Regions from separate parts of the Mus musculus genome. Here region 1 is linked to region 2. A link is a loop called in an ENCODE intact Hi-C map of the cell type or tissue named here. Cell type or tissue: gastrocnemius. All regions are shown on one strand. Each heading gives the region's core, and the rest is flanking DNA. Links, peaks and the distances in the headings are about the cores only.

Region 1 (2,812 bases), core at 93-2,592, 130 kb after region 2:
TTTACAGAACTCCACCCAAGCCAAAGGTTACAAGTACTTCCTATTGTCCCAGTGTATTTCTGGATTGGTTCTGAGTTGTTCAGATACCAAGGAATTGAAGAGCCTTAGGGGAATCTACACCAACTGGACAACACTACAGCGAGAGGAAAAGTAAGAGACTTCTTCAAAGCTAGTGGTGCACATCTTGAGTCCCAGCACTTGGGAGGCAGAGGCAGGCGAATTTCTGAGTTCCAGGCCATCCTGGTCTACAGAGTGAGTTCCAGGACAGCCGGGGCTATACAGAGAAACCCTGTCTCTAACCCCTCCCCCCCAAAAAACCAGAAGTAGCACAAAGAAAGGAAAGACAAAAAAAAAGTACTAATGAGCAGCATGCACTGACAGAGGAAAAAGCATTTGCCCTTGGGGTGGTTTTTTTCTTATTTAATAAAATTATTTTGAGAATTTTATACATGAGTACTATATTTATATCATTTCTACCCTGCCTCCCAACTTCTCCCTTGGTAGTCTCCAAATCTAGAACACGGAACAGGAAAAGATCCTAAGGCCTGAATAGTAGGAACCCCCATCACAGTCTACATAACACGTCCCAGGCCAGCCAGGGCTATAGACAGACTTTCATAAAAACAGACAAACATCACAGAGAACTCAGCTTCGTCTACTCCTTTCCCAGTAGCAAAATCAGAATTTGAACTGAGAATTTTGGGTTTAATTAGAATATAAAACCAGTAAAAACCAGTAGTAAGATTTAAGAATTTAAATTTATAGATGATTGGGCTTCTTCAACTCTCTTCCTTTCTTCTTTCAACTATCTATCCAGGTAGATGCCTGGCCCTGAGAAGTCCTCATCTGTAACATGAACTAGAATGTAAAGGGTTAAATAACCCACATGGCCCTTGTCAGAGGCCTCTTTAGTCAGTGAGCTCAGTATTGTTAGCCAAAAACTACCTAGCAGTCTAGGAAAAAGGCAAGATGTGAGTGTTGATTAAGAGCAAACTGTAAACAAACTGGAGATTAAAAATAAATAGGAAACAGTCTAGCAGAAGAGATATCATATCTAAACAGAATCTGTTGATATTATATTTTTAATATTCCAGGACAGCATGAGTAACGGAGGCTGACTATAGCAAAGCACAACTTGTGTCTAGTTAGATTTACATGTTTACTGGGAAAGTCGCAGCCAGCTTTTAATTGAGACTGTCTCTGAGAGGGTAGACAGAGCAGCACAGCAGTAATGGCCCCCGCAGTCACATCCATCCATTGAAATGAGCTGCCATCTCTGAGGGAAAGCAACTTCTGCAGAAGAGTAAAGGAACAGAAAGTCATGATGGGCAAGTCTGCAGAAACTGCTCACCAAGGGAGTTACAGGGCACCAGCAGCATTCCAATCCCTCGGTGGGAAAGTCCTACTGAATGAGTGTACACTGTCAGTTACTAAAATGGTGTGGGCGCCCTCTAGTGGGACCTCCTCTTAAATGCCATTTAAAAGTCAGATTCTGTAAGGCAGGCTCAAGGGTGAGTATTTAGGAACACTGAGTGAGTGAATGATGGTTTGAGTTACCATCCCTAGGAATGGGATTTGAGTTTTTGAAGTTTTTTGTGATTTTCACCCTTCATAGCAAGCAGTTTGAGTATTTTATATAAAATGTTTAAGCCAAGCATAAGGGTTCATGCCTGTAATCCCCGCACTTTGAAAGCTGATGTAAGAAGATTGCTATGAATTCCTGCATAGTGTGGGCTGCAATATAAGATACCATATTTTAAGACCAAAAAGTATTCAAGCACAAAGAATAACTAGAAGGTGATAATATAGAATTACAATATTTTGACATAGACACATGCATCCTGGCTTACTCTGTTAGTGAGAGCTGTATAGAATTTGAAGTTGAATAGTGAAGTCCTAAGCATAAGGAAATCATTTCCCTGCTGTCAGAGTGCCTTTGGGCTGGATTTAGAACAAGCACCTTAAATTCTCCCCTCCTCTTACGAGCTCTGCACTGGGTGTTGCCCAGACGCTGTAATGACTCTCTCACCAGGCATCTGTGCATGCGGCCCTCCTCACCACAACACTTCTTTCTTTCCTATTTTTCTCTGCTGGAAATCTCACGGGCCTGCTCTGTGCTTTCATGACAGCTGTACTCATTACTCAATACCGCAGTGGTTCCACAGTCGTATGATTCTGTTGGAAACCAAACACTGAACTGTACATTCCTTATAGGGAATAAAACTATCTCATTTTCTTTTATCCAAACCCATTCAAGGCCAGATAAAATACCTGACATACAGTTTGCATTCAATAATCAATTTGATTAATGAAGGAAAATCAGAAAATCTGGAGTTAATAATTAGATATAGATGATAAGAAAAAATTAAATGACCCCAAAGTTTCAAACCCAGAAAACAAAGTCTGAGTAGCACCCTTTTCCCTATTGTTATTGTTCTGGGTTTTGTTTTCAAGACACGGTTTCTGTCCTGGAACTAGCTGTCCTGGAACTAGTTCTGTAGTCCAGGCTGGCCTCAAACTCACCAAGATTGCCCTAGTTCTGCCTCCCAAGTGTTGGCATTAAAGTCATGTGCCACCTCTGCCTGGCTTAGCACCACCATTTTTACAAAAACTAACAAACATAAAAAACAAAGTCCAGGAAAAAGTAGTTGTTTTGCTTTTTCAGTGCTTTGACTTTTCTGTCAGGGTCTATGGAACTATGGTTGGAGGTGAGGAATTCTAGAAAGTCAGAACACGTGACAGAGGGCTTCGTCCCGAAGCTTGTTCTTTAAAAGTCAGAGTTTAAAGCCCCGTGAGGCTTAACTGAATGAGC
Region 2 (2,812 bases), core at 226-2,725:
ATCCAATTAACAAGTATCTCAACAAGATGTTCAGCGAATCAGGATGCCCACTGAGGAGTTAGATTCGTGGTCTGCTTCTCTGGAGAAGGAGAAATAGAAGCTCTACCTCCCTAGGGCAAGTTTGACTCTACAAATCCCTACTAGCTCCATCGTCTGGATATTTAGTGGGCCCTGGGCTTTGCTTTGAACTCATTGGTTCTTTTCAGTCTTTCTCTACAAAGTTAAGCCATGGCCTGCTCTGTGTGTGACCATTCCCTCTTACCGTCATGGTTTTCCTCCTTTTTGTGGCCAGTGTGTTACTGCAGATACCCCAATATCTGGGTGTGGATAGGAGTGCTGGTAGACCTTACTTCTTAACCTTGGGACCTTGAACATATGAACATCTGGACCTCTGGAGCATGTATTTGACTCCAGATTGCTGTGTCTTTGGGGCACAGAGGTTCCTCTAACCTCTGGAGAAAAGGGACACATGTCAGTCCAGAATAGGAGCATAACTTGGTAATGGCATCGATGTGTATCTCCAATTCCTAGCTCCTACCATCGTGGGACTTATCACATCTCCAGGGTTATCCATCCCAGGTGAACCTATTTCATTAGCCCTCACCTGCACCTGTGCTCTCAATGTTCCCATAGAACAGCTAAGCTCACGGTCACTATATGCTCGTCGGAATTTGCTGAGAGATTCAAGAGCCCAGGTAGTCAACGCAGGGTCTCTGAGAATCAGTGGTAGAAACCAACGGCCTCATATAAACAGCCCAGCCCTACTCTTGCACAGGCAAATGAGACATGTAAATGCTATGACCGTTCACTCGTATGAGTCATACCTAGGAAAATGGGTGAGTTCTGCAAGCCATGTTAAATGTGCAGGCATGTGAGTGTGTAGAACATATCCAGAGACCTGACGATAAACATCTCTCTGGCTCCCTTCCTGCAGCAAAGAGCAGACGTAGAAGAAAACCTAACAACTGAAAACCCAGAGCTAAGTTATCAGAAAGCAAATTAAAGCTGTTGGGTATTTTTGTTGAAACATCTCCACCTCTGAAATCTAATTTCTCCCAACTTTCCATATAGGATCCTGTGTTGTATTATTTATAAGAAAATAATATTCTGCCCTCCCTTGACAGCATTTCCAGGCTGCAGAACCCACAGCAGCCATGGAGTAACAGAATAATTTTGGTAATGTTTCCATAGCTACCTTGCTTCGAAGTGAGGTTTATTCTGTTTTAAAGTCTACTGACCTATTCACATCCGTATTTGAGGTATTTTCAATCTAATCCCTTACCTGCCTATTATCGTCTAATGTGCTTGTGATTTCTGTATTTAAGAGGCCCTGGATGCATAAATATGGTAAGCTTTCTAGTTACATGTAACAATACGATTTTTCCCCTCCCTACTCCTTTCCCATGTGTATTCATTCTGTCTTTCCCTGGCACTGCAAGGCAAACCTGCCAGAGGTTTTTGGTCAGAAAGGCTGTTTAAGGTACACTGGCGCCCTCTTGTGGTCATTCTGGCTTTGTGGTTTTTTTTTTTTTTTTTCTTCCCAGGAGGCTTTCACTTTTTGCAAGAGAAAGGCTACCACAGTGGTTGTACCAGCTTAACAATCCCACCAACAATGGAGGAGTGTTCCTCTTTCTCCATATTCTCACCAGCATCTGCTGTCACCTGAGTTTTTTATCTTAGCTTGGTGGTTTCCTCAGAAAATTGGACATAGTATTACCTGAGGACCCAGCTATACCACTCCTGGGCATATACCCAAAAGATGTTCCAACATGTAACAATGCTATGACACATGCTCCACTATGTTCATAGAAGCCTTATTTGTAATAGCCAGAAGCTGGAAACAACCCAGATATCAGAGGAATACTCAACAAAGGAATGGATACAGAAAATGTGGTACATTTACACAATAAAGTACTACTCAGCTATTAAAAACAATGAATTCATGAAATTCTTAGACAAATGGATGGAGCTAGAAAGTATCCTGAGTAGGTAACCCAATTGCAAAAGAACACACATGGTATGCACTCACTGATAAGTGGTTATTAGCCCAAAAGCTTGGAATACCCAAGATACAATTCACAGACCACATGAAGCGCAAGAAGGAAGTTCAAAGTGTGGGTACTTCGGTCCTTCTTAGAAGGGGGAACAAAATACTCACGGGAGCAAATATGGAGACAAAGTGTGGAGCAGATACTGAAGGAAAGGCCATCCAGGGACTGTGCTACTTGGGGATCCATCCCATATTCAGTCATCAAACCCAGACACTATTGTGGATGCCAACAAGTGCTTGTTGACAGGAGCCTTGATATGGCTGTCTCCTGAGAGGCTCTGCCAGAGCCTGACAAATACAGAGGCGGATGCTCACAGCCATCCATTGAACTGATCATGGGGTCCCCAATGAAGGAACTAGAGAAAGGACCCAAGAAGCTGAAGGGGTTTGCAACCCCATAGGAAGAACAACAATATCAACCAACCAGAGCTCCCAGGGACTAAACCACCAACCAAGGAGTACACATGGAGGGAACCATGGCTCCAGCTGCATATACAGTAGAGGATGGCCTTGTCGGGCATCAGTGGGAGAAGAGACCCTTAGTCCCGTGAAGGCTCGATGCCCCAGTGTAGGGGAATGCAAAGGCAGGGAGGTGGGAGTGGGTGGAGGGGTGGAGGAACTCCCTCATAGAAGCAAGAGAGGGGATGGGATAGGGGGGCTTCTGGGGGAAAATCAGGAAAGGGGGTAACATTTGAAATATAAATAAATAAAATATTCAATTCAAAAAAGAAAGAGAGAGAAAGAAAGAGAGACAAAGAGAGA

Evidence for each region. Peaks named below come from ENCODE experiments on the same cell type or tissue, not always from the same donor. Only the 100,000 strongest peaks of a DNase experiment are listed, where the experiment ranks them.
Region 1: it touches region 2 in a loop (8-fold over the local background); 16 of 42 quality-filtered maps call a loop at or near these places.

Annotation. Positions count from the first base shown.
Region 1 is chr9:101,180,767-101,183,578 of GRCm38, reverse strand. The region is part of intron 4 of Ppp2r3a (protein phosphatase 2, regulatory subunit B'', alpha); the gene reads left to right. Among named protein-coding and RNA genes, the nearest start is that of Gm24338, 41 kb to the left of the region's middle. In gastrocnemius, for the core only: a CTCF peak has its summit at 1,460 (motif pointing left); a DNase peak (open chromatin) is centred at 1,439; H3K27ac peaks cover 331 bases.
Region 2 is chr9:101,312,873-101,315,684 of GRCm38, reverse strand. No RefSeq gene overlaps it. Among named protein-coding and RNA genes, the nearest start is that of Gm28979, 28 kb to the left of the region's middle. In gastrocnemius, for the core only: a CTCF peak has its summit at 1,487 (motif pointing left); a DNase peak (open chromatin) is centred at 1,473.